Regions from separate parts of the Homo sapiens genome. Here region 2 is linked to region 1. A link is an interaction called in ENCODE POLR2A ChIA-PET data of the cell type or tissue named here. Cell type or tissue: GM12878. All regions are shown on one strand. Each heading gives the region's core, and the rest is flanking DNA. Links, peaks and the distances in the headings are about the cores only. Region 1 has its middle 54 kb from the start of FUNDC1. Region 2 overlaps DIPK2B (divergent protein kinase domain 2B).

Region 1 (16,911 bases), core at 6,462-10,461:
TTGGGAGGCTGAGGTGGGAGGATCCCTTGAGCTCGGGAGTTCAAGACCAGCCTGGGCAACATAGTGAGATCCTGTATCTACAAATTTTTTTAAAAAAGAACTGCAGGGTCATGTTAGTAGATAGAAAAGAGATATGATAAAATTCATCAGTAATTCAGGATTAAAATTTATAGCAAACTGAGACTGTAGGAAATGGCCTTACCTTGAGAAAGGTATCTGAAAAAACCTAGAGCAAACTTCCTGTTTGATGGTGAAAATAAAGAAACATTAACTTTTGTTTGTTTGTTTTTTGTTTTGAGACAGAGTCTCGCTCTGTAGCCCAGGCTGGAGTGCAATGGTGCAATCTCCACTCACTGCAACCTCTGCCTTCTGGGCTCTGCTCCATCTCCTGCTTCAGCCTCCTGAGTAACTGGGACTACAGGCATGAGCCACCATGCCCGGCTAATTGTTTTTGTATTTTTAGTAGAGACGGGGTTTCTCTATGTTGGCCAGGCTGGTCTCAAACTCCTGCCTGAAGTGGTCTGCCAGCCCTGGCCTCCCAAAGTGCTGGGGTTACAGGCATGAGCCACCATGCCCAGCCACATTAACTTTTTAAATAAGACAAATGTGCCCATAATAATTACATTTATTCCAAATTGTGTTAGTTGTCCTAGCCAATGTAATAAGAAAGGAAAAGTAATTAGGAAGCATAGATTGCCAAGGAAGAGACCCAGTGCTGTTAATTGTAGACAATATGATTTGTCCAGATAGAAAACGAGGACAATATTTAGAATTAGTTTAGCACAGTTGCTGAATACAAGATCACTATAATAATAGTAATATTCCTAAACCCAATAATCAGTTATAAAATGCAATTGTATAAAATACAGTATTTTACTGCTTTTTTTCGTCTTTTTAGCTGCCTTCCATCCTGGAAAAAAAACATAGTATTTTACAAAGTTAGCTGGGCGTGGTGGCACACGCCTGTAGTCCCAGCTACTTGGTAGGCTGAGGCTGGAGAAACACTTGAACCCAGGAAGTGGAGGTTGCAGTGAGCTGAGATTGCACCACTGCACTCCAGCCTGGGTGACACAGTGAGACTCTGTCTCACCAAAAAAATAAAAAATAAAAAAATACATATATATATATATATATATACACACATACACATATATGAAGTATTTTAATAGCAAAAAAACTGAAAGAAAATACAAAACATTATGAAAAGACAAAAAAGTCACTGTAAATATCCTTTTATGACATTTAAGAATTACATAACTCCTTCTTTTACATTTTAATAATTTTAATTTCCTATAATGGACATTTACAGTTTTGAGGTTACAAGTTAACTTTTTTTCGAGGTGGAGTCTGTCTCTGTCACCCAGGCGGGAGTGCAGTGGGGCGATCTTGGCTCACTGCAACCTCCACCTCCTGGGTTCAAGTGATTCTCCTGCCTCAGCCTCCCGAGTAGCTGGGATTACAGGTGCACGCCACCACGGCTGGCTAATTTTTGTATTTTTAGTAGAGATGGAGTTTCACCATGTTGTCCAGGCTGGTCTCAAACTCCTGACCTCAAGTGATCCACCCACCTCAGCATCCCAAAGTGCTGGGATTACAGGCATGAGCCACCACGCCTGGCCTGGGAAATGGTTTGTAAATATTTTCTAAATTGTTCTTTTTTTTTTTTGAGACGGAGTTTCGTTCTTGTTGCCCACACTGGAGTGCAATGGCACGATCTTGGCTCACCACAACCTCCACCTCCTGGGTTCAAGCGATTCTCCTGCCTTAGCCTCCTGAATAGCTGAGATTACAGGCATGTGCCACCACTCCCGGCTAATTTTGTATTTTTAGTAGAGACGGAGTTTCTCCATGATAGTCAGGCTGGTCTCAAACTCCCAACATCAGGTGATCCATCCGCCTTGGCCTCCGCCTCCCAAAGTGCTGGGATTACAGGCGTGATCCACTGCTCCCAGCCCTAAATTGTTTTTTATCTAACCAGGTGTGATAGTATACCAATAGCGTTCATATTATTTTCAAGTTTTCTCATTAATTGCTAATTGCACCTTGAGGCTCTGACTTCAGACATATTTTCTAGTCATTGTGGACCTAAAGAATGTGGGGCAGGCCTGGAGCCGCCGGTGGCTCCTGCCTGTAATCCCAGCACTTTGGGAGGCGGAGGCGGGTGGATCACTTGAGGTCAGCAGTTCCAGACCAGCCTGGCCAACATGGTGAAGCCCCGTCTCTACTAAAAATACAAAAGATTAGCGGGGTGTGGTGGTGGGCGCCTGTAATCCCAGCTGTTCGGGAGGCTGAGGTAGGAGAAATGCTTGAACCCAGGAGGCGGAGGTTGCAGTGAGCCGAGATCGCGCCACTGCACTCCAGCCTGGGCCACAGAGCAAGACTCTGTCTCAAAAAAAAGAATGTAAGGCATACATTTTTTTGTTTCTACAATGTTTCTTCTATTTAGTCCCCCATCTTAAGTTGGCCGTACCCATGGACATTTCAATTCCAGTCTATTCTGGAAACTCCCAAGCCTTTTTTGTTTTGCTCAAGTTAGGAGTTCCTAATCTAAGATCCATGGACTTCTCAGTTTCCAGAGGAGTCTCTGAGTAGATTTAAGGAGTCTATAAACATAACAGGGAAAAAAAAATACTTATTTTCACTAACCTCTAATTTAAATTTTCATTCCTTTCAATTATCACGAAGGCATGCAAAATTATAGTTGATTTTGTCTTTGTTAATATTAAAGTTATATGTTTGAACCTTAGTTTATTTAAACAACTTCCCTTTTAAAAAGGTAAAAAGAAATTCAAATATATATGTATACATATATACATACACACATATATGTATACATACACATACACACATATATGTATACATACACATACACACATATATGTATACATACACATACACACATATATGTATACATACACATACGCACATATGTATACATATACATACGCACATATATGTACATATACATACGCACATATATGTACATATACATACGCACATATATGTACATATACATACGCACATGTATGTATACATATACATACGCACATGTATGTATACATATACATACGCACATGTATGTATACATATACATACGCACATGTATGTATACATATACATACGCACATGTATGTATACATATACATATATACATACGCACATGTATGTATACATATACATATATACATACGCACATGTATGTATACATATACATATATACATACGCACATGTATGTATACATATACATATATACATGCGCACATGTATGTATACATAAACATATACATACGCACATGTATGTATACATAAACATATACATACACACATGTATGTATACATATACACATACATACACACATGTATGTATACATATACATATATACATACACATACACATATGTATACATACACATATACACACATATACACATATATGTATACATACACATACACATATATGTATACAAACACATATACACATATATGTGTGCATACACATATACACATATATGTGTGCATACACATATACACATATATGTGTGCATACACATATACACATATATGTGTGCATACACATATACACATATATGTGTGCATACACATATACACATATATGTGTGCATACACATATACACATATATGTGTGCATACACATATACATATACACATACGTATGCATATACACATACGTATACGTATGCATATACACATATATGTGTACGTATGCATATACACATATATGTGTACGTATACATATACACATATATGTGTACGTATACATATACACATATATGTGTACGTATACATATACACATATATGTGTACGTATACATATACACATATATGTGTACGTATACATATACACATATATGTGTACGTATACATATACACATATATGTGTACGTATACATATACACATATATGTGTACGTATACATATACACATATATGTGTACGTATACATATACACATATATGTGTACGTATACATATACACATGTATGTATACCCTGTCTCTACTAAAAATACAAAAAATCAGCCAGGCGTGGTGGCAGGCGCCTGTAATCCCAGCTACTTGGGAGGCTGAGGAAGGGATAATAGCTTGAACCCAAGAAGGGGAGGTTGCAGTGAGCCAAGATCGCGTGCCACTGCACTCCGGAGTGGGTGACACAGTGAGACTCCATCTCAAAAACAAGAAAGAAAGAAAGAAAGAAAGAAAGAAAGAAAGAAAGAAAGAAAGAAAGAAAGAAAGAAAGAAAGAAAGGAAGGAAGGAAGGAAGGAAGGAAGGAAGGAAGGAAGGAAGGAAGGAAGGAAGGAAGGAAGGAAGGAAGGAAGGAAAAAGAAAAGAAAAGAAAAGAAAGAGAAATCTACAAATGCAAGGCAATTCAAAACAAAATCTAAACATGAATTTCCTTGGAACTTGACAAGCGAATTCTAAAACTCATATAAAAGATTAGAAGTACACAGTAGAAGGTATGAAGGGCAGGCCGGGCACGGTGGCTCAGGCCTATAATCCCAGCACTTTGGGAAGCAGAGGCGGGCAGATCACTTCAGTTCAGGAGTTCGATACTCACCTGGCCAACATGGTGAAACCCTGTCTCTACTAAAAATACAAACATTAGGCCTGGCGGGGTGGCTCACGCCTGTAACCCCAACACTTTAGGAGGCCAAGGTGGGCAGATTACTTGAGGTCAGGAGTTTGAGACCAGCCTGGCCCACATGGTGAAACCCTGTCCCTACTAAAAATACAAAAAATTAGCTGGGCCTGGTGGCGTGCACCTATAATCCTAGCTACTGGGGGAGCTGAGGCAGGAGAATCACTGGAACCCGGAAGGCGGAGGTTGCAGTGAGCTGACATCATGCCACTGCACTCCAGCCTGGGCAACAGAGGGAGACCCCATCTCAAAAATAAATAAATAAATAAAAAATAAATAAAATAAAAATATAAAAATTAGCCAGGCGTGATGGGGGGCACCTGTAGCCCCAGCTACTTCGGAAGCTGAGGCATGAGAATCACTTCAACCTGGGAGGCACAGGTTGCAGTGAGCCAAGATCATGCCACTGTACTACTCCAGCCTGGGTGACAGAGCAAGATTCTGTCTCAAAAAAAAGGAAGGTATCAAGGGTAGATCACAGAGGGCTTTGTAGGTCAGGGTAAGGAATTCAGATTTTTCCAAGTGTGGTGGGAACTGCACAATGTCTTAGTGCTAATCTCAATTACAAAAAAAACAAAAACAAAAAAACTCTGCCTGCAATGTGAAGAAATTCTGTAGAATACTCAATAAGTTTCTGAAGAATAAGAAGTGAGATTTGCCCTACCAAACATTAAGACTTATTACAAAGCTATAGTAAAATAAACCAGTGTGCTAATAGTTCAGAGATAGATAAATAGATTAATTGAACATAATTTTAAAAATTTAGAAACAGACCCAAAAAATTATGGAAATTTCGTATACAGCAAAGGTAGCTTTATAAATCAATAGGGAAAAGATGACCTGATACTGGGGCAACTGAAGCCAAACAGAAAAACAATTTGATCTTAAACAAAAATGAATTCTAGGTGAACTAAAGGCTTAAATGTGAGAATAAAAACTTGCAAAAGAAAATGTAGTTTCTTTCCAGCAAGAGTAAAAATAAATATAAATAATCAAACAAAAGATCAGTAAGTTTGACTGAATTAAAACTTTTTTAAATATATGGTGGCTCATGCCTGTAATCCTAGTACTTTGGGAGGCAGAGGCAGGAGGATCCCTTGAGCTCAGGAGTTCGAGACCAGCCTGGGCAACATGGCGAAACCCTGTCTCTACAAAAAATTCAAAAAAATTAGCCAGGCCGGTGGCACATGCCTGTAGTCTCAGCTACTCAGGAGGGTGAAGTGGGAGAATCACCTGAGCCTGGGAGGTTGAGGCTGCAGTGAGCTGTGATCATCTCACTGCACTCAAGCCTGTGCAACAGAGACCCCTTCTCTAAAAAAAAAAAAAAAATTTAAATCTATACAAAAAAGAGACCATCAGCAATGTGAAAAAAAACAAGCCAGAGACTAATAAAAAGACATTTTCTTTTCTTTTTCTTTGAGACCTAGTTTCGCTCTTGTTGCCCAGGCTGGAGTGCAATGACGCTATCTCGACTCACTGTAACTTCTGCCTCCTGGGTTCAAGCGATTCTCCTGCCTCAGCCTCCCGAGTAGCTGGGATTACAGGCATGTGCCATCACATCCGGCTAATTTTATATTTTTAGTAGAGACGGAGTTTCTCTGTGTTGGCCAGGCTGGTCTCAAACTCCTGACCTCAGGTGATCCGCCCGCCTGAGCCTCCCAAAGTGCTGGAATTACAGGCATGAGCCACTGTGCCTGGCTTTCTTTTTTTTGAGCTGGACTGCAGTGGCATGATCTTGGCTTACTGCAACCTCCACCTCCCAGGTTCAAGCAATTCTCCTGCCTCAGCCTCCCGAGTAGCTGGGATTACAGGTGCCTGCCACCACATCCTGCTAATTTTTGTATTTTTAGTAGACACGGGGTTTCACCATGATAGCCATGCTAGTTTCGAACTCCTGACCTGAAGTGATCCACCCACCTCCACCCCGCAAAGTGCTAGAATTACAGGCGTGAGCCACCGTGCCCGGCCAAAAGACATTTTCAATATGCATAACTGCCTGAAGATTAGTATACAGACTGTCTGTAAAGAATTTCTATAAATCCAAGGAAAAAGAAAAAAAAAGGGACAATAAGCCTTTAGGAGGCAAGGAAACCCGCATGGTTAATAAGCATATGAAAGGACATGAAACGATACTCAATATGTAAAATGAAATGACATATTATATTCATATCCTTGAGGTTGACAAAAGTTAAGCAATCTAACAACACCAAGTACTGTCATGATAAAACAGGAAGTCTCATTGATTGCTAATAAAAAATGTAAATGAATACAACCAGTTTGGCAATTTCTAGTGAAATGTTTTTCTTCTTTTTTGAGACAGGGTCTGGCTCTGTCACCCAGGCTGGAATACAATGGCATGATCTTGGCTCACTGCCACCTCGACCTCCCAGGTTCAAGCAATCCTCCAACCTCAGCCTCCCAAGTAGCTGGGACCACAATTGTACACTAGTACACATGGATATTTTTAAAATTTTTTGTAAATACGGGATCTTACCTTGTCGCTGAGGCTGGTCTTGAACTTCTGTGCTCAAGTGATCCTTGTACCTTGGCCTCCCAAAGTGCTGGGATTACAGGCCTGAGCCACTGCACCCGTCCTCTCTAATGAAGACACTCAATAAGCACATGTTCTTTGACCTTACAAATTCACTTCATTGATAAAAAACTAAAGAAGTTCTCATTCAGAAATACAGGGAAAAATGCACAAGGATGTACATTTCTTAGCTAAAATTGTTAACATCTTTAACTTATTACACTACTTAATGTTTAGTATTAGAACTTTAGGCCAGGCACAGTGGCTCATGCCTGTAATCCCAGGACTTTGAGAGGCTGAGGTAGGAGGATCGCTTGCACCCAAAAGTTAAAGACCAGCCTGGGCAGCATAGCTTAAGACCCCATCTCCATTCTTGCACTGCTGTAAAGAACCACCTGAGACTTGGTAATTTATAAAGAAAAGAGGTTTAATGGGCTCACGGTTCTGCAGGCTGTATAGGAAGCATTACTGGGGAGGCCTCAGGAAACTTGCAATCATGAGAACAGCAAGGGGGAATCCACCCACATTATTCAGTCATCTCCCACCAGGCCCCTTCTCCAACATTGGGGGTTAAAATTTGACAGGAGCCAGGCACGGTGGCTCATGCCTGTAATCCCAGCACTTTGGGAGGCTGAGGCGGACCGATCACCTGAGGTCAGGAGTTTGAGACCAGCCTGGCCAACATGGTGAAACCTTGTCTCTAGTAAAAAAAAAAAAAAAAAAAAAAAAAATACAAAAAATTAGCTGGGCATGGTGGCAAGTGCCTGTAATCCCAGCACTTTGGGAGGCTGAGGCGGACCGATCACCTGAGGTCAGGAGTTTGAGACCAGCCTGGCCAACATGGTGAAACCTTGTCTCTAGTAAAAAAAAAAAAAAAAAAAAAAAAAAAAAAAAAAAAAAAAATACAAAAAATTAGCTGGGCATGGTGGCAAGTGCCTGTAATACCAGCTACTTGGGAGGCTGAGGCAGGAGAATCGCTTGAACCGGGAGGCGGAGGTTGCAGTGAGCCGAAATTGTGCCAGTACACTCCAGCCTGGGCAACAAGCACAAAACTCTGTCTCAAAAAAAAAAAAAGAAAGAAAGAAGAAAAGAAAAAATTCGAAATGAGATTTGGGCTGGTACACAAATTCAAACCATATTACCATCTCTACTAAAATTAAAAAATGTAAATTAAAAAAATAAAAGAAAAAGAGTTTACATTACACTTCTATTTCTCCCCTTTAGGCTTTTGTGCTATTGTTATCCTATATTTTACCTTTACATCTTATAAGCCCCACAAGATATTGTTTTTATTTTTGCTTTAAACATTCAATTATCTTTTATAGTTACTTAAATAATAAGAAAATGGTCATTTATATTTACTACTGTGGTAGGCAGAATAATGATCCCTCAAAAATGTCCACATCCTAATTCCTAGAACTTGTGAAATATGTTGCTTTTCATGGCAAGAGGACCTTGGAGATGTGATTAAGGTCATGGACTTTGAGATGGGGAGGTTATTCTGGATCACTAGGTAAGTCCAATATAATCACACAAGTCTTAAAAGTGGAAGAGGGAAGTGAAAGAGTGAGTCAGAGTGATGGAAGTGTGAGAAAGATTCTGAGATGTAGGAGGTCATGTGCAAGGACCACAGAACTCTAAAGGTTTAGGGTAACCCCCTCAGCTGACAGACGGCAAGGAAATAAATCCTTCCCTAGGGCCTCCAGAAAAGAACGTAGCCCTTCTAATACCCTGATTTTAGCTTGGTGAGACACATATCAATGTGTGATCTACAGACCTGTAACATGATAAATTTGGCCAGGTGCAGTGGCTCACGCCTGTAATCCTAGCACTTTGGGAGGCAGAGGCGGGCGGATTGCATGAGCTCAGGAGTTTGAGACCAGCCTGGGCAACATGGTGAAACCCCATCTCTACTAAAATACAAAAAAAAAAAAAAAAATTAGCCGGGCATGGTGGCATACACCTGTAGTCCCAGCTACTCAGGAGGCTGAGGCAGGAGAATTGCTTGAACCCACGAGGCGGAGGTGGCAGTGAGCCGAGATTGTGCCACTGCGCTCCAGCCTGGTGACAGAGCGAGACTCCATCTCAAAAAAAAGATAAATTTGTGTTGCTTTGATATACCAAATTTGTGGTAATTTGTTACAATAGAAAACTAGTATACTCCCACATATATATAGTACCTTCTTTACAAGTTTGTATAGATCCAAATTTCCATCTGGTACCATTTCCCTTCTGCCTGGAGGACTTCAACATTTTTCTTTTTTTCTTTTTTTTTTTGAGACAGGGTCTCACTCTGTCGCACAAGTTGGACTGCAGTGGCTTGATCTTGACTCACTACAACCTCTACCTCCTGGGCCCAAGTGATCCTCCCACCTCAGCCTCTTGAGTAGCTGAGACTACAGATGCACGCCACCATGCCTGACTAATTTTTGTATTTTTTGTAGAGGCGGGGTTTCGCCACGTCGCCTAGGCTGGAACATTTCTTGTAGTGCAGATCTTCTGATAATACATTATTTCAGGTTTTGTATGTACAAAATAGTCTTTACATTGCCTTTTTTTTTTTTTTTTTTTTTGAGACAGAGTCTGTCTCTGTTGCCCAGGCTGGAGTGCAGTGGTACGATCTCGGCTCACTGCAAACTCCGCCTCCCGGGTTCAAGTGATTCTCCTGCTTCAGCCTCCCGAGTAGCTGGGATTACAGGCGCCTGCCACCACACCCGGCTAATTTTTGTATTTTTAGTAGAGACAGGGTTTCACCATCTTGGCCAGGCTGGCCTTGAACTCCTGACTTCGTGATCCACCCACCTCGGCCTCCCAAAGTGCTGGCCACCACGCCCGGCTACATTGTCTTAATTTTGAAAGATATTTTCACTGGATATAGAATTCCAGTACTTTAAGGATATTCTTCAACTGTCTTCTATCGAATATATCTTCTTTCTTCCCCCTCTGGCAGTTAAATAGGAAAAAAATATTTGTGATCTTGGGTTAGGCAAAGATTTATGTGATACTACACCAAAAGCACAATCCAAAAAAAAAAATGAGATACATCAAAATTAAGAACTTCTGGTCAGACACTATTAAGAGAAGGAAAAGACAAGCCATGGACTAGGAGAAAATATTTGGAAACCACTTATCTGGTAAGGACTTGTATTCTGAGTCTATAAAGAACTCCTAAACTGAATAATAAATAGACAAACAATCCAAAAAAGAATAGAAAAAGGTCTGAACAGATACTTCACCAAAGAAGATATACAGATGGAAAATAAGTACATGAAAAGATACTTAAAATTATTAGTTGCTGGGAGTGGTGGCTTGTGCCTGTTGTCTCAGCTACTCAGAGGCTGAGGTAGGAGGATCACTTGAGCCCAGGAATTTGAGGCTTTAATTAAAATAAAATACAATAAAATAATGACTATTCAATAGAGAAATACAAATTAAACCACTATGAGATATCACTATACACATATTATAAAGTCTAAAATGTAAAAAAAAAAAAAAAAAAAAATCTGGCCATACCAAGTGTTGACAAGGATGTGGAGCAACTGGAACTCTCATACTCTGCTAGTGACAATGTTGAATTATACAACCACTTTGGAAAAGTTTGGCAGTGTCTTATAAGATTAAATATATGCCCAGGATCCAGTAACAACATTCTTAGGTATCTACCCAAGAGAGATGAAAACTTATGTCCACAAGAAGACTTGTACATAGCAGCTTTATTTGTAATAGCCAAAAGCTAGAAATCACCCTACTATCTATGAGTATGTGAATGGATAAACAAATTGTAGTATATTCATATAATGGAATACTAGTTAAAAATTTAAAAAATGAACTAGACCAGGCGCAGTGGCTCACACCGTAATGCTAGCACTTAGGGAAGCAGAGAAGGGAGGATAGCTCAAGCCCAGGAGTTTGAGACCAGCCTGGGCAACATAGTGTGTTTGTGTGTGTGTGTGTGTGTGTGTGTGTGTGTGTACATATAAATATATATAAAAATAAATATATATAAATATATAAAAATAAATATATAAATATATAAAAATAAATATATAAAATATATAAAAAAATAAATATATAAATATATAAATAAATATATAAAAATATATAAATAAATAAATAAATATATATATATATATATATATATATATATATGATTGCTCTGTCGCCCAGGCTTGAGTACAGTGGTACGATATCTACCTATCTCTATCTATCTATCTATCTATCTATCTATCTATCTATCTATCTATCTATCTAGCATTTCTTCTGTCTCTTTGTTCTATCTGGGCCTTCAGTGGATTGGATGATGCCTGCCCACGTTGGTAAGGATGGATCTTTCTTACTCACCTTACTCAGTCTACTGATTCAAATGCCAACCTCTTCCAGAAATATCCTCACGGATACACCCAGAAATAATGTTTTACCAGCTATCTAGGTATTCTTTAACCCAGTCAAATAGACACATAAAACTAACAGTCACAAGTCCACCTCTTGTCAACTTGGCACTCATATGTATCTCCTTAAACCATACTTAATCTCCAAATAAAGACAATAACTAGGTCATAATTCTGCCTGATACAACAACAAGATACAACAACAAGATACAACAATCTTGCATACTGTTGAAAATGCACAATTTCCTTCCACCATGTGCAAACAAAGCGAGAAGGCACCCTTTAGGAGGAATGGGCCCTCACCAGACACTGAATCAGTGGGTGCCTTGAACTTGAACTTCCCAGCCTCCAGAATTGTGAAAAATACATTTCTATTGTTTATAAGCCAACCAGTTTATGATATTTTTTTTTTTTTTGAGACGGAGTCTCGCTCTGTTGCCCAGGCTGGAGTGCAGTGGCACGATCTCGGCTCACTGCAAGCTCTGCCTCCCAGGTTCATGCCATTCTCCTGCCTCAGCCTCCCAAGTAGCTGGGACTACAGGCGCCCGCCACCACACCTGGCTAATTTTTTGGTATTTTTAGTAGAGACGGGGTTTCACCGTGTTAGCCAGGATGGTCTCGATCACCTGACCTTGTGATCCACCTGCCTCGGCCTCCCAAAGTGCTGGGATTAAAGGTGTGAGCCACAGCATCTGGCCAGTTTATGGTATTTTTGTTATAGCAGCCTGAATGGACTAAGACAGAGCAATAACAAATGGGCACAAGGAAACTTTCAAGGATGATAGATATATTCATTATTGTCTGTCATGATATAGTGATGATGTTATGGGTGCACATATATATATATATATATAAACATCAGTTTTGTACAGGTTAAACGTGCAGTCTATTATATGTCAGCTATATCTCAATAAGGCTGTTACTAATAAACAAAAACCAAATAATTATACCAGTTCATAGCCAAAAGTTTGATAAAAATAAATAGCAAGCATTGGTGAGGATTTGAAAAATCATGAACTTTCCCATTGGTGGTGGGAATATAAAATGGTACAAACACTTCCCTGGACAATTCAACAACATATAGTAAAATTTTAAATGTTAAAATCCTAAGATTTAAAAATTCTTCTTCTGTGACTATAATCTAGAGAAACTTTTTACATAAACACCAGGATATGCAGTAGTGTGGTAGCAAATATGTAATCACTAGCTCTCTGCAGGGATAAAAAGTTCTCTTTTCTAGCATTTGCCAATATCTATGGTGTAAATACTACCACTGTGGCTGATTTCTAGCTACTGACATCATTGAATACAGAGTGGAAAAGAAAAAGGCCAGGCATGGTGGCTCACGCCTGTGATCCCAGCACTTTGGGAGGCTGAGGCAGGCAGATCACTTGAGCTCAGGAGTTTGAGACCAGCTTGGCCAACATAGTGAAACCTCATCTCTACTAAAAATACAAAAATTAGCCAGGCATGATGGCGCACACCTGTAATCCCAGCTATTCGGGAGGCTGAGGCACGAGAATTGCTTGAACCTGGGAGTCAGAGGTTGCAGTGAGCCGATATTGTGCCACTGCACTCCTGCCTAGGCAACAGTGAGAACTTGTCAAAAAAAAAACAACAAAAACTTTTATGTATCTGCTCATTTGTAATGCTCAAAAATAAAATAAAATACATACACCCACTGGGTGTGGTGGCTCTTGCCTGTAATCCCAGCATTTTGGGAGGCAGAGGTGGGTGGATCGTTTGAGCCCAGGAGTTTGACACCAGCCTGGACAACATGGTAAAACCCTGTATCTACAAAAAAAAAAAAAAAAAAAAAAAAAAATATATATATATATATATAAATTAGCCAGGCATGGTGACACATGCATATAGTCCTAGCTACTTGGAAGGCTGAGGCATGAGGATTGCTTGGCCCGGTAGGCAGAAGTTGCAGTGAGCCACGATGGCACCACTGCATACCAACCTGGGTGACAGAGTGTAACTGCCCAATGGGTTCACCTTGCCCACTACTTAGACAGAGCCGATTTATCAAGACGGGAATTGCAGTAGAGAAAGAGTATCACACAGAGCTGGCTGTGCGGGAGACAAGAGTTTTATTATTACTCAAATCAGTCTCCTCGAGCATCTGGGAATCAAAGATTTTTTTTTTTTGTTTGTTTGTTTTTGAGACAGAGTTTCGCTGTTGTTGCCCAGGCTGGAGTGCAATAGCATGATCTTGGCTCACCGCAACCTCTGCCTCCTGGGTTCAAGCAATTCTTCTGCCTCAGCCTCCCGAGTAGCTGGGATTACAGGCATGTGCCACCACACCTGGCTAATTTTGCACTTTTAGTAGAGACGGGGTTTCTCCATGTTGGTCAGGCTGGTCTCGAACTCCCGACGTCAGGTGATCCGCCTGCCTCAGCCTCGCAAAGTGCTAGGATTGTAGGCAAGAGCCACTGGGCCTGGTCCGGGACCAGATTTTTTTTTTTGAGATGGAGTCTCACTCTGTTGCCCAGGCTGGAGTGCAGTGGCACGATCTCGGCTCACTGTAACCTCCACCTCCAGGGTTCAAGCCATTCTCCTGCCTCAGCCTCCTGAGTAGCTGGGACTACAGGCACCTGCCACCATGCCCAGCTAATTTTTGTATTTTTAGTAGAGATGGGGTTTCACCATGTTGGCCAGGCTGGTCTCAAACTCCTGACCTCGTGATCCACCCACCTCAGCCTCCCAAAGTGCTGGGATTACAGGCGTCAGCCACCACGCCTGGCCGGGACCAGAGTTTTTAAGGACAACTTGGTGGGTGGAAGGAAGCCAGTGAGCCAGGAGTGCTGATTGGTTAGGTAGGAGATGAAACCATAGGGAATCGAAGCTGTCCTCTTGTACCGAGTCAGTTCCTGGGTGGGGGCCACAAGGTCAGATGAGCCAGTCTGTTGATCTGGGTGGTGCCAGCTGATCCATCAAGTGCAGGGTCTGCAAAATATAAGTAGCACTGACCTTAGGAGCAGTTTAGAGAGGGTCAGAATCTTGTAGCCTCTAGCTGCATGACTCCTAAACCATAATTTCTAATCTTGTGGCTAATTTTTTAGTCCTACAAGGCAGTCTAGTCCCCAGGCAAGAAGGAGGTTTGTTTTGGGAAAGGGCTGTTATTGTCTTTGCTTTAAACTATAAACTAAGTTCCTCCCACAGTTAGTTCAGCCTATGCCCAGGAATGAACAAGGACAGCTTGGAGGTTAGAAGCAAGACAGAGTTGGTTAGGTCAAATCTCTTTCACTGTCTCAGTTGCAGTTTTGCAATGGTGGTTTCAAGAGTGAAATGCTGTGAGAAGAAAGAAAGAAAGAAAGAAAAATAAAGTAAGAAAGGAAAGAAAAGAAAGAAAGAAAGAAAGAGAAAGAAAGAAAGAAAGAAAGACACAAAGTAAATGTCCGTCAATAATGGAATGGATAAACAAATGTGACATGCTTATACAGTGGAGCATATGGCTCTATCTCAAAAATATAATATTGAGAGAACAATGCCAGTTGCACAATATGTACACTGTGATACCATTTATGAACATCTAAAAACTAATGAAACCGGGCACAGTGGCTCATGCCTGTAATCCCAGCACTTTGGGAGGCCGAGGCGGGCAGATCACGAGGTCAGGAGTTCGAGACCAGCGTGACTAACGTGGGAAACCCCATCTCTACTAAAAACACAAAAAAATTAGCTGGGTATGGTGGCACGTGCCCATAGTCCCAGCTACTCAGGAGGCTGAGGCAGGAGAATCGCTTGAATCCGGGAGGCGGAGGTTGCAGTGAGCCGAGATCGCGCCACTACACTCTAGGCTGGTGACAGAGTGAGACTCCATTTCCAAAAAAAAAAAAAAAAAAGAAGAAAAGAAAGACAAATAAAAAAATAAAAAATGTTTTACATATTGGTAAATATATATGTAGAGAAGTAATTTTTTTTTTGAGATGGAGCCTCTCTCTGTTGCTCAGGCTGTAGGGCAGCGGCATGATCTCTGCTCACTGTAACCTCTGCCTCCCAGATTCAAGTGATTTCTGGCTAATTTTTGTACTTTTAATAGAGATGGGGTTTCACCATGTTGGCCAGGTTGGTCTCGAACTCCTGACCTCAAGTGATCTGCCTGCCTCAGCCTCCCAAAGTGTTAAGATTACAGGTGTGAGTTACCGCACCTGACCTTTTTTTTTTTTTTTTTTTTTTTGAGACAGAGGAGTCTCACTCTGTCACGTCAGCCAGGCTGGAGTGCAGCGGCGTGATCTTGGCTCACTGCAACCTCTGCCTGCTGGGTTAAAGCCGTCCTCCTGCCTCAGCCTCCCCAGTAGCTAGGATTACAGGTGCACACCACCACACCTGGCTAATTTTTGTACTTTTAGTAGAGACGGGGTTTCACCTTGTTGGTCAGGCTGGTCTTGAACTCCTGACCTGAAGTGATCCATCCGCCTCCACCTCCCAAAATGCTAGGATTCCAGTCGTGAGCCACTGCACCCAGCCTAGAAAAGTGATTTAAACATGGGCGCAAAGACATACACGATAGTGCTTAGACTTGGGATGAAGGAAATAAGATAAGACTAGTGTGTTAGTTATTTATTTCTACATAACATTATTACCACAAAATGAATGGCTTAAAACTAGACACATTTATTATATTTATTATCTCACAGTTTCTGTGGATGGAGAATTTGGTGTCAAGCAAAGTCCTATGGATGGTTAAAAAAAAGAAGAAGGCTCGGCATGGTGGCTCATGCCTGTAATCCCAGCATTTTGGGAGGCCGAGGCGAGTGGATCACGCTGAGGTCAGGAGTTCTAAACCACCCTGGCCATCATGGTGAAACCCCGTCTCTACTAAAAATACAAAAATTAGCTGGGCATGGTGATGCGCATATGTAATCCCAGCTACTCTGGAGGCTGAGGCAGGAGAGTCGCTTGAACCCAGGGGGCAGAGGTTGCAGTGAGCCGAGATCTTGCCACTGCACTCCAGCCTGGGTGACAGAGTGAGACTTCGTCTCAAAAAAAAAAAGGAAAAGGAATCTGGGCAAATGTTGGGAGTTCCTTGATTAGGTTTCAAGGCCTAGGAATAATTATCTGTGGCTCTTGGTTCCATTCTCAAGGCCATTGTTTCCATCCTTGGAGTCATCCTTTCTTTTTCAGGAAAGGTAGTATGTATTTTCAGCTGAGTAGTTGTATCAGCCTACTTCCTGTGAGTAGAATTTGGGGAGTCTGTCTCCCTTCATTCTATACTCTGTCCCTTTTGGTTCAAGTCGGCAGTATTTCTGCTGAAATATTTCCCTCAAGGTTTTGAGTCTTTGGTTGATTCGAATGGTGTTGACTTGCTTAGATAAAAGCCTCACCCATC
Region 2 (16,911 bases), core at 8,389-12,388, 540 kb before region 1:
GTCGGGTTGCTGCAAGGTAGAAAGAAGCAGCTCTTTTTTAAAGATGAGAAGAAAGGCACACTCATTTCTTAGGGACTGAGAGGGGAGTTGTGAGATACCACGTGGCTGTCTCTGCTGGCTGGGACGTCCTGGCAAAGCCCGCGGTGGGCATCAGAAGACCTGGGTGTGGACGCTCACTCAATGTCTTTGAGCCTCAGTTTCCTCTGTTCTCCACCAGACTCTCCTGAGGGTGAAAGAAGACACAGATGGAGCCACCACTGAGCATATATCCCAAGCATGGGTCTTGGGACACATGCTCACCACCTCCATCCCAGGTGGTTACAAAGTGTGTTCTGGAAAAGCACAGAGGCGGGGAGCATGAGAAAGAGCTGCTCAGGTCAGGAGGCTGGAGTGGAGGGAAGGCAGGGGAAGGACAGGCTCCCTGCCACTACCACTTTAGACTCGGACAAGAGGGGCCCCCTTCCTGCTCCCTATGGCCCTGCGTCACTCCCCACACCATCGCGGGATGAGGAGACTGCAGGCCAAGGGGACATGCCTGCCACCACCTAGAGCCTGGTACCTGAGGCTCCATACACCTGCGCATGGGGCTTCTCGTGGTGTGGGAAGAAGCCAGGGGTAAGAAGATAAAGGGGGGCCGGCGGGGGACCAATGTGTTAGCCCAAGTCTTCCAAGAATATGTGTCAAGATAGAGTGAATGGAACAAAGATTTGTTAGGGGAAATGATTGTGTGTAAGGAAAGAAGGAGGGAGCCGGAGAAGATTGGGAGGACCAGTAAGTCGAGCTGCAAGCTGAGCCCCGGTGAAGGAGAGAATGTCTGGCAGGAGCTTGCTAAGCTCAAAATCAAAGAAAGGTTCAGCAAGGCTGTCAGGGTGTCCTCAAGACAAAGGCAGCCATCAGAAGAGCCCCGTGTCTCCCACAAATAGACCCCGTTAGCATCCCTGCTGCACTCAGTGGTTGGCGGAAACAGCAAAGATAGATTTCAGAGCACAGCAGCAGGGGTCCCTGGTCAGCCCCGCTCCCTAGAGCAGGAGATCTTGAGTGGGAGAACATTCTTGTTGTAGCCACAGCTGAGGCCCTGGACCAGCTCTCTCCACACCGCATGCTCCGAGTTGGGACTCTAAGGAGTCTAGGAATTTTCATTCAAACTTGGCCTTACAGGTCACTCATCAGAAAAATACTTTTTTCAAGGTCAACCAATAGAACATACTTTATTCAACAGTTTGTTAGTTTGCTTTTTAAATATTTAGCCACATGGTATGTAGGCTTCCATGTACACTCTTGCCCTGGCCCCTGAAACATAAGCAGGGGGCTCTTCTGTACATTTGCCCAGCTTCCCTGCCAGCCTTTAACCCCAGGAACCTCTCAGTCTACCTCCTCTTTTCTGCCTCTGAATCCCTACCTTTAAAGTCAGAACAGGCCAGGCCCGGTGGCTCACGCCTGTAATCCCAGCACTTTGGGAGGCTGAGGTGGGTGGATCACTTGACATCAGTAGTTCAAGACCAGCCTGGCCAACATGGTGAAACCCCATCCTTACTAAAAATACAAAAATTAGCCAGGTGTGGTGGCGGGCACCTGTAATCCCAGCTACTCAGGAGGCTGAGGCAGGAGAATCACTTGAACCCAGGAGGCAGAGTTTGCAGTCAGCCAAGATCACGCCACTGTACTCCAGCCTGGATGACACAGCGAGACTCCGTCTCAAAATAAATAAATAAAAATAAAGTCAGAACACCTGGCTTAATAGGCCTCACTGTGCAGATGAGGAAACTGAGGCCCAGGGAGGAAGAGCGATCTGTGGAGATATTTCTAGAACCCCTGCAAGCTGAGCCCCAGTGAAGGAGAGAAGGTCCAGTAGGAGCTTGCTAAGCTCAAAATCGAAGAAAGGTTCAGCAAGACTGTCAGGGTGACCTCAAAGCAATGGCAGCCATCAGAGGAGCCCCATTGCTATTAGGAGGCTCCTATTGCCCTCCCCTTCAGCCTCTGACTTTCACCTGTGCTACCCAATTCTGGTTCCTTCACTCCCATTCAAAAATGGACCCCAGAAAAGCCTTATTTTGTGGAGTACCTAGTTCCCTTTTGGGTTTGTCTCTTGACTGCTACGGGCATTGCCCCAGGGCAACCATGACAGTGAAGATGACTGGCCAAGCTTGTGGACTGGCCAGCAAGCTTGGGCTGCCTGAGACGCTTTGAAATGGCTGCCTTCTGAGTTGGTCTTGAGGGTGAAGACTGACCACCCTTCTCACCTGCACAGTCACAGTCCCTCTCCTGCTGGCCTGACTGCAGCTGTCCTCCCAGCTGGCCACCTGACCAGAGACCAGGAGAGAGGCCACAGCCTCCAGACCCTCCAGAGTCCCACGGAGGAAGAAGGCTTACCAGAGAGACCCTCTGATGCATGAGCCAGGCCCCAGCCCTTCTCCCTGCATCCAGGTGTGTTTCCACCGCAAAATGCCTCCACACAATGAGCGACTTTGGCCCTGCGTGGGTCAGCATGTGGTCTGAGGTAACCCTCAAATGCCTCCACCACACATCTGTCCACCTGCACGGGTTCAAGGTAAGCACTTGCCCCCTTCTCTCCTCCAGACCAGTCGCCTGAAATTCTGAGCAACATTCCTTCAAGACTATCATGTAACCCTTGGTGATGCTGAGTCCAGACAGGAAATGCAGACTTGGGACCCACCTGTATCAGCAGAAAGAGGCCTTGTGCCCCGTTTGTCCGAGTCCCAGAACGGAGCAAATGAGAAAACCGGCGAGCTGTCCCCCGAGGAGCTGTAGGGAGATTGGTTTTTAGTATAAATTACAATAAAATTTTGTGTATGTGTACAGCTGTGTTCACATCCACAGTGTAAGCTGTGATATGGTTTGGATGTTTGTCCCCTCCAAATCTCATGTTGAAATGTGATCCCCAGCATTGGAGGTGGGGCCTGATGGGAGGTGATTGGGTGATGGGGGAAGTTGCCTCATGAATGACTTGGTGCCCTCCTGGAAGTGATGAGTGAGTTCTCGCTGAGCTCACTCAAGATGTGGTTGTTTAAAAGAGTGTGGCACGTCCCTCCCCCAACTCTCCCTCTCACTCCCGCTCTCACCATGTGACACACCTGCTCCCCCTTCGCCTTCCACCATGATTGGAAGCTTCCTGAAGCCCTTACCAGAAGCAGATGCCAGCCCCACACTTCCTGTACCACCTGCAGAACCATAAACCAAAATAAAGCTCTTTTCTTTATCAATTACCCAGCCTCAAGTATTTCTTTATAATAATACAAAATGGGCTAATACAAGCTGAGTGCTAAGGAGCAGGGCAGATGTCAGGCAGGCCCTACATATGCTTAGGAGTGGCCTAGAAATAGTTCCCCAGCTAGTGGCTTTTCCTAGGTTCAGGAGATCACAGAGTCCTTTTCTCATACACCTTCACGACAGAGCAGATGTTCTTGTCAACATGCCTGAAGACCACAGGCCCCACTCAGCTGCCTTCAGGGAACATTTTCCTGCCTCCCGCCAGCCACCTGCTAACCCTCCCCCACCCACCCTGTGGTGGACACAGAGCTGAGCCACCCAGCTCTCCCTTCAAGAAACAATGCTCTTCCCAGCATGGCATGGTTGGCACACAGCATTAAGCCATCAGGTCCTTCGGGTTCTGCCTCAGCCACCTTCACTCGAGGTCACACCCTTCCTAGGGCATATCTAGACCCAGTGACTAGGCATGCAGAGGTGTGAAGGCCCCGCAATTTTGGCCCATTGAGCAACAACTCTAATAGGCAATCCTCCTTCCAGAACTCCCCACCCAGCTGATCAAGACTCATGAGCCTGCCTCACAGTTTAATGTCCCTCTGCCCATCCTGCTTCCTCTGCATTCTTTTTTTCTTTCTTTCTTTCTTTTCTCTTTTTCTTTCTTCTTCTTTTTTTTTTTTTTTTTTGTGAGACAGGGTCTCACTCTGTTGCTAAGGCTGGAGTGCAGTGGCACGATCTCGGCTCATAGTAGCCTCTGCCTCCTAGGTTCAAGCGATTCTCATGCCTCAGCCTCCTGAGTAGCTGGGGTTACAGGTATGTGCCACCACTCCCGGCTAATTTTTGTTTTTGTGTTTTTTGTTTTAAGTAGAGATGGGGTTTCAACATGTTGGCCAGGCTGGTCTCAAACTCCTGGCCTCAAGTGTTCCCCATAGCAACCAGAGCAGATGCTGGGAAATTTCTTGCTGAGGATAATGATTGAGTTCTTTAGCCGTTTTCACTTGGAGTACTTCATACACCGTACTGGCCTTACATGGGATAGAACCACTTCCTCAGGAACTGTGCCTTCCCTTCAATAGCCAGGAGACAGGAGAATCAACACTCCAGTGACTTCAGGTAGAACGAAATTATGTGTTGTGTATTCTCAGTCCCCTGGAATTTGATTCGAGGCGTTAGGGTATTTTTCTGAATTATGTCAGCCATTGTCTTTAAGCCTGCAGGACAGGCTACGTAATTTGTGGCACCTGGTGCAAAATGAAAGCGTGAGGTCCCTTGTCCAACAATTATTAAGAATCGCAAGACAAGACAGCAGAACATTAAACCAAGCTCAAGCCGCCTGTGATTGCATTGGTTGCAGGTCCACAAAGCTGACCCTGGGTGCCTGTAAATACTAATTCTCCCTACTCTTGGCATAGAGTGTTCTCAGCATTTGCTGGGGTCTCATTTGACCTCCACATCCCAGGGGAGTAGGTGTGGGACTAGCAGCAATATATAAAATATTTAGGCCGGGCATGGTGGCTCACGCCTGTAATCCCAGCATTTTGGGAGGCTGAGGCAGGAGGATCACCTGAGGTCCGGAGTTCATGACCAGGCTGGCCAACATGGTGAAGCCCTGCCTCTACTAAAAATACAAAAATTAGCCAGGCGTGGTGGCACCTGCCTGTAATCCCAGCTACTCAGGAGGCTGAGACATGAGAATCGCTTGAACCCGGGAGGCAGAGGCTACGGTGAGATTGCGCCACTGCACTCCAGCCTGGGCGACAGAGTGAGACTTCATCTCAAAAAAAAAAAAATTAAAATTAAATAAAAATAACAACCACCATGGGGCAAAGGAACTGACCTTTGAAAACAGACTTCACCAGCTGCAGCCATCAGGAGAGCCAAACCACAGCCCTGCAGGCAAGATCTTTTCAAACAAGGAAAGTGATTTCAGTGATTTGCACGAAATGACAATTTTTAGGTCTCCTGCTTTCCCAGTCCTCCCCTGTAGCATCTGACTTCTGCCTATAAGTGATTCCATGAGCCTGAACATTTCTTCTGGAGTTAAAATAAATACTTTGTTAGATGTGTGGTCTTTTTTGGAAAGATCTAGAGCTCTGGAATCAGACAGACCTAGTATCAAATCATGACTTTGCTGGTTACTGTGTAATTTTGGGCAGGTTACTTAGTCTTTCTGAGCCTCCATTTACCCATCCATAAAACGTGGAGAAAAAGATTTATCCTTTCTGAGTCATTATCCTGTGTAAATAACATAATGTCCCTCAAGAGCCCGGCACACACGGGAGGTCGATATTTGAAGGCAAATGTAGGGAAAGAGCAGAGGGTCTCCCGCGGCAGAAAGGGTTCCTGGCCCAGCCAAGGCAAGCGCAGCAGCATCTTGGGAGGGACTCTTGTCCCCACCCCAAGCCTCTACTTCCGCTCAGAGGAGCCACCAGGAAGCCTCAGGCTGCTAGACAGTCTGACTGGGGCCATTTTTCTTCCCTCCCTCAGCTAAATTCTGGGTGGATCATGAATGGCAGCAGAGCAGCCACTAACCTTAGCTCCCCAGCCCAGCCCTCAGCCAGGCTCAGAAGGGGATCCTCTTTAAGCAGGTAATGTTGGGGGCCTGAAGAAGTCCATCCATGCTCAGTACGTGAAGAGAAACGAGGAATGCAGTTTGGCCTGTTGAAAACCACAGCCTCACTGCCAGTTCATGATGATGTGACTTTTCTGCCCACCTTGGGGCCTGTTGCTCACATATATTGGCACAGATGAGCTCACATGCTCACATGCACACAAGTATACTCTCTGCCCTGTCCACACTCTTTTTTTTTTTTTTTTTTTTTGAGACAGGGCTTTGTCCAGGCTGGAGTGCAGTGGTAGCACCACGCCTGGCTAATTTTTTAAAATTTTTTTGTAGAGGCAACAGGGTCTCACTCTATTGCCCAGACTGGTCTCAAATTCTTTGGCTGAAGCAATCTTCTTGCCTTGGCCTCCCTAAGTATTGGAATTACAGATGTGAGCCATAGCACCCGCCCATGTCTGCCTCTCTTTATGACATTGTTGAAAGACGGTCGTGGGCTGTGTGGAAGGGTCAACACACAGGAAGGGGCCATGGCATTTACAGATATAATGACCCTTCAAAAAGGCAACTTAGGTGCAGCAAACCACCACGGCACATGTATACCTATGTAACAAACCTGCACATTCTGCACATGTATCCCAGAACTTAAAGTATAATTTGAAAAAAAAAAAAAAGGCAGCTTAGGCCAGGCATGGTGGCTCACACCCATAATCCTAGCACTTTGGGAGGCCACGGCGGGGGAATCACTTGAGCCCAGAGTTCGAGACCAGCCTGGGTACTATAGTGAGACCCTATCTCTACCAAAAAAAAAAAAAAAAAAAATTAGCAAGGTGTGGTGGTGCATGTGCCTGAAATTCCAGCTCCTCGGGAGGCTGAAGTAGGAGGATCCCTTGAGCCTGGGAGGCTGACACTGCAATGAGCTGTGACTGCACCACTGCACTCTAGCCTGGAGCCTGGGTGACAGAACAAGACCTTGTCTCTAAAAATAAAAAATGAAAAAAAGGTAACAAAGTAATCGACCAGCAAAGGTAGGCTAGGCAGCCTGTGCAAGTGGCCCACCCATTACAGCTCTTTTAGAATCAAATAAGGAGACAGGAACACTCCTGTCCCAGTCAAGGGACCAGGGAATAGTGTCAGTCCTGGACAATGACTCTAGAGGGAGTGTGCCATTGCAGAGGGAGCATTGGCTCTGGAAGCAGACACGTGTGCCTTCAGATCCCGCACCAGTCCCTCTTCAAAAGTCAGTGCTTCAAAGTTGTTTATTGCCATGGTGTTCATTGCAATTGAGTAATGAATTAGCAAATATTTGCAATGAATAAGCAAAGTTATTCATTGTAACTGCAAAATATTGGGACCAACCTATATGGCTGTACATAGGAGAGTGGTTGAAAAAACTACAGTTCATCTACACAATGGAGGGCTGTGCAGCCGTACAAATGAATGAGGAAAAGCTCTATGACCTGATAGGGAATGAATTGCAGGATACAGTGCTAAGTGAGGGGGAGAAAAGCAAAACGCGAAAGCATATTTACAGGATGTTACCTCTCATATAAAAAAGAAGGGGATATAATAAATCATTTAGGCCAGGTACAGTGGCTCACACCTGTAATCCCAGCACTTTGGGAGGCCGAGGCAGGTGGATCACTTGAGGTTAGGAGTTCAAGACCAGGCTGCCCAATAAGACGAAACCCCATCTCTACTAAAAATGCAAAAAGTACCCGGGCATGGTGGCGCCAGCCTGTAATCCCAGCTACTCAGGAGGCTAAGGCAGGAGAATTGTTTGAACCCAGGAGGCAGAGGTTGCAGTGAGCCAAGATCATGCCACTGCACTCCAGCCTGGGTGACAGTGAGACCCCGTCTCAAAAAATAAATAAATAAATAAATAATTTATATATCTGCTCATTTGTAATGCTCTGGATTGGATGCTGTCAGGGAGTGTGGGTAATTCTATGCTTGAATATATCAATAAATCTTATCTATAGGACAGGGGAAATGAAGCATGGCTAAAGCTCTAATTAGTAAAGTCACAGCAGTCACTCCTATTCTCATACTAACCAGGATAAGGGGATGTTTCGGTAATTTCTGTTTGAACAATGTTCACATTGTTGTTTGTGTTCAGACAAGAGTACAGAGTGGCCTTGTTTTGTCTTGATCTATCTTGGTCACAGAACAGCTTTGTTTGATGGCGTTCTGAGAAATTGTTTATGTTCAAAGAGACCACAAAGGCCAAGCTACAAGGGCCAAGCCAGCTCTGAGTGACACCGAGGGTAAGGCCTAACTGATAATGCCAAGTCAGTTCCCAGCTGGCATGAGCTGCTTTTCTCTTTCTCAGTGGGACAACTGGTGAAATTTGAATAAAGTCTATAGATTAGTAAATAGCATTTTATCAGTGTTAATTTCTTAGTTTCAATCATTGTACTATGATTATGTAAGGTGTTAAGATGAAGGGAAGTTGGCCGGGAGCAGTGGCTCATGCCTGTAATCCCAACATTTTGAGAGGCCGAGGCAGGAGGATCCCCTGAGCCCAGAAATTCAAGACCAGCCTGGACAGCATAACAAAACCCCATCTCTATTTGAATCAAAAAAAAAAAAAAAAAAAAGAGAAGAAGTTGGGTGAAGGGTATAAAGGAACTCTGTATACTATTCTGGAACTTTTTTGTAAGTCTAAAATTATTCCAAAATAAAAATTAAAAAAAAATCAGTGTATGAAGTGGAAGAGGTTGACTTGTATATCTGGGCCATGCTGTATAAAAGCAAATGCATATCTCAAAACACTAAAGCATTACCTGTGTGACAAGATGGTCCCGACAACACATAGAAATTGAGTAGGATTAAACGGAAGATTCCAGGCTCCCATTTAGGTCTTATTCTAGGGTAATGCTCCTTGAGTAGATTCATCACTGCCTCATTTTCACTGTTATTGCTCTTTCTCTCCCTTTCTTTTATTTAATTTGCCCAAGTGAATATGCCCATGCTAGAACCAGGACTACCCCTACCACCCTGGAAAGCAACAGAGACCTGGGCCTTCCACATGCTCATTTCCAATTCCTTCCCTTCTACACACAGACCACAGTGCCTCTTGTAGACAGGACACCGAGAATGAGTTGAAACTCACCCCACACCCCACCTCGGCCCATTTAGCAGAATCCGACTTTCTGCCTCCTGCCCATACCTGGAGCTTCTCTCTTAAAAAGTCATCCTTTAAAGAGGCTTGTGCCAAGCTGAGTTCATATTCCTCTTGTCAAAATAACAAATATTTTAATATTTCATTTGTGTAAGGGATCCTATGCAAGGCAGGCAAAAATTCAGGAAAAGAGGCAAGTCATGGAAACTTGGTGAGAATATAATCCTATTGAAAAGCAATTTGGCAAAGTTCATCAAGAGCCTCAAAAAGGATGGCACACTCTACCCAGTAATTCCACTTCTGGGATGCTATCCAAAGGAAGTCATCAAGAATGCAGAGAGATTTATGCACAGACTGGCTGTTAAAAATCATGGATTGAACACTTGTAACCCCTACTAAAATGAAAGTAAGTGGAATTTTTAATAGGCATAAACTACAAGACAGGAGAAAATGAGAGAGGAGAAAAATAGAAACACAATTTTGAAAGCTGGAAAGCAAATAACTTAGCAGGACCAAAAAAACTAAATCCTAAACTGGCAGCAAAGAATGCTGAGAACCAACCTGATTTATACCACAAAATCCCTCAAAAGGTTAAGGAATTAATGGCACTAGATCCCTCAGGAAATGAGGGGGAAGAGGTAGCTGAAATATGGATGAAATTCAAAAGGCTGTTCTAAGCAGTTGGATCCGGTTCGGTCTCCCTACTCCTCCTAGCCAGGTAATGGTCCTCCAAGACCAACAAAAGATTGGAGTCTCCTTTCCTAGAGAGAGTCAATCAAAGGTCTTCAGGGATAATAAGGAGATATCGGGGTGGCAAGTCACACTGAAAACTAGGGGATCAAGGACTTGTGTGCACATTGGCTGTGGGCTCCCCATCTTCACCTGCACTGGCAGCCGGGCCTTCACCTCCAGGCAGGAGAACGGAAGAGAGAGCCCCCAGGGTAAAGAGCAAAAGACCTGTCATCAGAAGCCCCTCAACCACCCCTCCTACCCAGCCAGGTCCTCACGGGGAAGGTCACAGCTAGCAAACCCCACTGGCTGTCCAGAGCACCCAGTCATCTTTTTAATTTCCCACTCCTTTTATTTTCTGGGGTTTTCCCCCCCTCTAACATTATTTCGAAATAATTTCAGGCCTTTAGAAAAGTTGAAGGAAAAATACAAATCCATATTCCCAATTGTTTGCTTCTTTCTTGTGTTTGCTTTATCATTCCCTCCCCTCCTCCATCTCGCTCTCCCTCCATGTATGTTCCTCCTCATGCTCTCCCCCGACCACCCTGCCCAACTCCCACCCATTTTTTTCTGAGCCATTTTAGAGAAGTGACAGATGTGCGCCTAAATACTTCAGAGTATATATCCTAAAAACCAAATATAGTCTTACCTAACCAGTATGATTGTCAGAATCAGGAGATGAATATCGATACAATGCTATTATCTAACTACAGCCTGTTGAAAGATAAATTTTAGACAAATTAAATTTCATAGAGTTTAACTGAGCAAACAACAATTTGAGAATCAGGCAGCACCAGAACCAGAATAGGTTCAGAGCAGCTCCAGGGTTGCCATATGGTTGGATAACATTTATGGACAGAAAAAGGAAAGTGTGGTAGAGAAAACGGAAGTGAGATACAGAAACAACTGGATTGGTTACAGCTCAGTGTTTCCCTTATTTGCATAGGCTTAAACAGTTGGCCACCTGTGATTGGCTGAAACTCAGCTGCTGTGACTGGTTGAAACGCGGGCTACTTGTTACAAGAGTACTTTACAGTCTGTTTACACATCCAGTTAGGTTACAGTTCACTGTGTAGAGAGAAACCTTTAGGCAAAACCTAAATTGCTGGGTGTGGTGGCTCGTGCCTGTAATCCCAGTACTTTGGGAGGCCGAGGCAGGCAGATCACTTGAGGCCAGGAGTTCGAGACCAGCTTGGCCAGCAGGGCAAAACCCCATCTCTACTAAAAATACAAAAATTAGCCGGGTGTGGTGGCACATGCCTGTAGTCCCAGCTACTTGGGAGGCTGAGGCAGGAGGATGGCTTCATCCCTAGAGGTGGAAGTTGCAGTGAGCCGAGATTGTGCCACTGCACTCCAGCCTGGGCGACAGAGCGAACATAAACTATGTAAGGAGGCAGCTTTAGACTAAACTTAATTTAACAAGCCCTTATTTAAATTTTGGCAATTTCACCAATAATGTCCTTCATAGAAATTGTTTTTTCCTGGCCCAGGATCCAATCCAGGATCACATATTGCATTTAATTATTGTGTCTCTCTAGTCTCTCTCTCTTTAATCTAGAATAGTTTCTCAGTCCTAACAGAAGATATTTGAGGTCAGTTTGTCCCATTTTTGGTGATGTTCACTTGGTTAAGCTGAGGTCTGCTAGGTTTCTCCACTTAAAGTTAATACATAACTGAAGAGAAAATACTTTGAGACTCTGTAAATATCCTGTATTCATCAAACTTCTACCCATTCATTTTAACATCATTGATGATTCTTGCCTGAATCAATTATTACTATGATGTTGCAAAATGGTGTTTTTCTAATTCTATTACTCCTTCTACATTTATTAGTCGACATTCTTTTTTAAAAAAAAAAACTTTTCCTTTCCCCTACTTAGTTATTTATTAATACATTTATATAAGTATGGAGTAGCAGATTCTTATTTTACTTGATGGATTATAATATATTCTTACCATTTATTTCGATGCTCCAAATTTTCCCATGTTTGACCAGTGGGAAAACTCCCAGAAAGTAGAGCAAAAAGTCAGTCTAAAAGCAAGAGGAAAAAAAAAATTACAGAATTAGTCCAAATAGTAGGAGCTCCAAACACACTCGCACAGTGACAAACACAAACACAGTGACGCACACAGACACAGATGTGTACATGAACACAGACACCACAAAGTGACAGAGGCACACACACAAAGACACATAAACATCAAAGACATGCACAGACACACATAAACACAGAGATACAAACGTACAGACACACACACAGAAGGAAATAATCAACAAGAAAATTTGATTTCCCATAATTAAAGGCCATTAGTGTTTCCATTGGAAGGACTTTTGGAATGCCCATCACAATAGATATGGCAGGGACTGGAGGGGTGTCAAAAACACCAGAAGCCAGAAGACAATGACTTCAAAATTCTGAAGGAAAATTATTTTCAACCTTGAATTTACTTTTCCAAGCAAACTATCAATCAATTTTATATCTATGCTAACTATCAATTTCAGACATCTAAGTTCACAAATATTTTTGTTTTCAAGCCTCCTGTCTTAGGAAGGATTGCTAAGGATATTGGAAGATATGCTTTATCAAAAGAGTGCAGTAGGCCAGGTGCGGTGACTCATGCCTGTAATCCCAACACTTTGGGAGGCCGAGGCAGGCGGATCACTTGAGGTTGGGAGTTCGACACCAACCTGACCAACATGGAGAAAACCCCATCTCTACGAAAAATACAAAATTAGCTGGGCGTGGTGGTTCATGCCTGTAATCCCACCTACTCAGGAGGCTGAGGCAAGGCAATCACTTGAACTTGGGATGGGGAGGTTGCAGTGAGCCGAGATCACGCCATTAGACCCCAGCATAGGCAACAAGAGTGAAACTCTGTCTCAAAATAAAAAAAAATTTTTTTAAAAAGTGTGCAGTAGACCAAGATAAAGGAGACCTGAGTTGTAGGAAACAAGGGCTCCAACACAGGAGAGAGGGGAATGGGATCCTAGGAGACAGCTGTGTACCAGGCATGGGACCACCCCATCCACAGGGGAGCAGGTCAGAAGGCTTCAAGAGCCATTCCTTCAGAAAGATGAAACCGTTAAAAACCCAATATATCTGAAGGCTTTGTTTATTTGTTTCTTTGTTTGCTATAGAGACAGGGTCTAGTCTAGCTCTACCTCCCATGCTAAAGTACAGTGGTGTGATCATAGCTCACTGTAACCTCAAACTCTTAGGCTCAAAGGATCCTCCCGCCTCAGCCTCCTGAGTAGCTGGGACCACAGGTACACACCATCAGGCCCAACTAATTTTTTAATTTTTCGTAGAGATGCGGTCTTGCTCTGTTGCCCAGGCTGGCCCCAAGCAATCCTCCCACATCAGCCTTCCAAAGAGCTGTGATTATAGGCATGAACTATGCCTGACCTATGTCTGACTTTTTTGAGAGAAGATTTAGACAACTAGTGAAGAATTTGGATTTGAACTCATGATAAATACATAGAAAACCAAGTAAGGCACTAACAACACAATTAAGAACTTCTGAGAAACAAAAATATATGCAGGAAAGAAAAAGTGGGCCTTGTAGACCTCATGGCCCAGCTTTGGATGGTGTTGACATAACCGTAGTTATTTAAACACAAAATACTGATTTAACCAAATAATGATATATTGATATTGGGAGTATGGGAAGGATGTGCATGGGAAGAGGGGGCCAGGAAGAAGAAAAATAAAGCAAAACAAATCATCTTCCATGGGGAGATTCAATAGACAATGCCTACAATGGAAAAAAATTGAGAAGTTTCCGTTCAAACCCGTTATTTAGAAAAGTGGCAAGTAAGTATGCAACGTAATTAGCTAAAAGATGCCGTGTGGCAAGGCAAATGGTGAAGGAGAGATGAGAGATTGCTGGGTTTTGTAACAAACACTGCAGATCTGTATGTCTCTCCAGACTATATACTATCTATAACTTTGCTAAAAAAGTTTGTAAATGCAACACTAAAAATTTTTCAAATAAAATAAACAGGAGATCTATGCATTGAAACTATAATTACATCATTATTTTAGATAACAAAGAGTTGTATATAATTTACATACCCAAGAGTGGAGAAATGGCTAAGTAATTATAGTGGTATCCACACAATTACATATACAACTAAATTAAAATACTTCTTATACAGAAGTTATAATGCAATAAGAAAATGCTTATGACCAAATGCTAAATGAAACCCACAAGTCACAAAATGTTCTACAGATGTCAAGCTCTTTTTGTTTTTGTTTCTTGTGTTTGGCTTCTTTTTTTTCAATAAATATTTTTGCACAGAAATAAGACTGGAAGTAAAGATATCAAAATATTAACAGTGGTTGGATTTAGATCATGTGGCTTTTGATTCTTTAAAAATTATTTTTACTCTTCTGTCTTTAACAAGTATTCTTTTGGAGCATATTATGTGTGTGTGTGTGTGTGTGTGTGTGTGCATGTATATATATATAAAAATATATATATAAATATATATAAAAATATAAATATACATAAATATATATAAATATATATAAACATATATAAATATATATAAATATACATAAATATATAAACATATATAAATATATATAAATATACGTAAATATATAAATATATATAAATATATATAAATATATGTAAATATATAAATATATATATAAATATATATAAATATATGTAAATATATAAATATATATAAATATATACAAATATATAAATATATATAAATATATATAAATATATATATAAATATATAAATATATATAAATATATATAAATATATATAAATATATATAAATAAATATATATATAAATATATATAAATATATAAATAAATATATATAAATATATATTAATAAATATATATAAATATGTACATATATGTAAATATATATAAATATATATAAATATATATATAAATATATAAATATATATAAATATATATAAATATATAAATATATATAAATATATATATAAATATATATAAATATATATAAATATATACATATATATAAATATATATATAAATATATAAATATATATAAATATATACATATATATAAATAAATATATATATACATATATATAAATAAATATATTAATAAATATATAAATATATATATTAATAAATATATATATAAATATGTACATATATGTAAATATATATAAATATATATAAATATATAAATATATAAATATATATAAATATATATAAATATATAAATATATATAAATATATATAAATATATATAAATATATATAAATATATAAATAAATATATAAATATATAAATATATATAAAAATATATAAATATATATATAAATATATATAAATATATAAATATATATAAATATATATATCAATATATATATAAATATATATAAATATATATAAAAATATATATATAAATATATGTAAATATATATATAAATATATATAAAATATATATATAAATATATATAAATATATATAAAAATATATATATATAAATATATGTAAATATATATAAATATATATAAAAATATATATATAAATATATATATATATAGAGAGAGAGAGAGAAAGAGAACAGACAAGGTATTGCTTTGTTGACTGGTCTGGTCTCGTACTTCTGGACTCACATGATCCTCCCGCTGCAACCTCCCAAAGTTCTGGGATTACAGACATGAGCCACCGCACCCAGCCAAAAAATATTTTTTGTTTATTATATATTAATAATATTAATGTGTTTATTATATAAAAATGTCAACATGGTCTAAGAAAACAATGAAAATCATCCAGGTGTATTGCTTTTATTACGAAAAAAATAAAGACATTTTTGAAGCATGGGAATTTCTCCATGGTGAGAAAAAAGCAGCCATACCCGCGACAGTTTGGCCAATGAAGACTTGACCAAGGCCTTAGCCTTGACATTGAGACAGACTTCATCTAAGGCAGCAACATTACTATTTTTTCAAACTGAGATAAAACCTGATAGAATTGTTGTGCATGCCTTCATAATGGCCAAATATGAAAAAAAAAGTCTGAACCAGTTTTGACATTTATTTTCAAGTCCCAGGAACTAAAAAAAAACTCAACAACACAAAGTTTCAGAAAAATTTCAGAAACTGGGTAACTAACAATGAAAGCTGGAAAAAATGATTTTCACATTGATCATTCGTTTTGTTTTACTTGCTTCAGTCTTAAATCTGCAGCTTGCTTTTCCTGGATTTCCATTTGATAGTATGCTGCTTCTTAGAGTCATGACTTATGTATTATTAGTCCATTTTCACTCTGCTGATAAAGACATACCTGAGACTGGGTAATTTATAAAGAAAAAGAGGTTTAATGGACTTACAGTTCCACGTGGCTGGAGAGGCCTCACAATCACGGCTGAAGGCAAAAGGCATGTCTTACATGGTGGCAGACAAGAGAATGAGAGCCAAATGAAAGGGGAAACGCCTTATAAAATCATCAGATCTCATGAGATTTATTCACTACCATGAGAACAGTATGGGGGAAACTGCCCCCATGATTCAATTATCTCCCACCAGGTCCCTCCCACAACACTTGGAAATTATGGGAGCTACAATTCAAGATGAAATTTGAGTGGAGACACAGCCTAACCATATCAACTTGTATGGGGAACTAGAGTTTATATCACCTTCGCGTATTCATAGAAAGGGAGGAGGGGGCAAGACTGATATATATAAAGTAATTTTTGTTTAGGTTGCATATGGACAATTTTTGCTTACTGTTCTATTAAGAGTAATTGTCCACACAGATGTCCACAATAGAGCTTTTCATGGATAGATGCATGAAAAATACATGTTGAATGCATGAAATGGGAGAGAAGGAGGAAAAAACAGAGGGAGAGAGAAATCCGACTTGCCATCACACCATCAGGACCAACAGGAGGAATCAAACAGAAGCAGGGACAACTCTAGGCTGAATGAAAGGGAACAAATGATGTCTGCTCATTGAACATGTAGCTCACTGTAGACGGAGCAACCAAGCAACATAACAGTGTTAGTGGGAGCTAGGAATGTGGCAGGATAGAGGAAAGGGGAGGGGAGAAAAATCGAGAGCTGTGTTCACAATAATTTCTTCCTCATCTATGGTTTAGAAAATCAGAAGAGCCAAGTCCTCTGAGAATAGGACACTGCACCCAATACAGAACTCAGCTGTGGTTTTGGGAGATATTCTGGCCCTTCATTAAAGCAATCTCAGCCTCCGACTAATTTCTTTGTCTTTTTTTAAGTTGCCATTTTTCCTCCCTGTTTGGCAGCAAATCTG

What was found. Peaks named below come from ENCODE experiments on the same cell type or tissue, not always from the same donor. Only the 100,000 strongest peaks of a DNase experiment are listed, where the experiment ranks them.
Region 2: POLR2A ChIA-PET joins it to region 1 with 5 read pairs; 2 of 35 experiments call an interaction of 5 or more read pairs at or near these places.

Annotation. Positions count from the first base shown.
Region 1 is chrX:44,588,318-44,605,228 of GRCh38, reverse strand. No RefSeq gene overlaps it. Among named protein-coding and RNA genes, the nearest start is that of FUNDC1, 54 kb to the right of the region's middle. In GM12878, for the core only: no CTCF peak of the experiment used is centred there; a DNase peak (open chromatin) is centred at 8,758.
Region 2 is chrX:45,134,686-45,151,596 of GRCh38, reverse strand. It overlaps DIPK2B (divergent protein kinase domain 2B), which reads left to right. Exons shown (of 5, transcript NM_176819.4): 5 at 1-3,224. Among named protein-coding and RNA genes, the nearest start is that of DIPK2B, 58 kb to the left of the region's middle. In GM12878, for the core only: no CTCF peak of the experiment used is centred there; no DNase peak of the experiment used is centred there.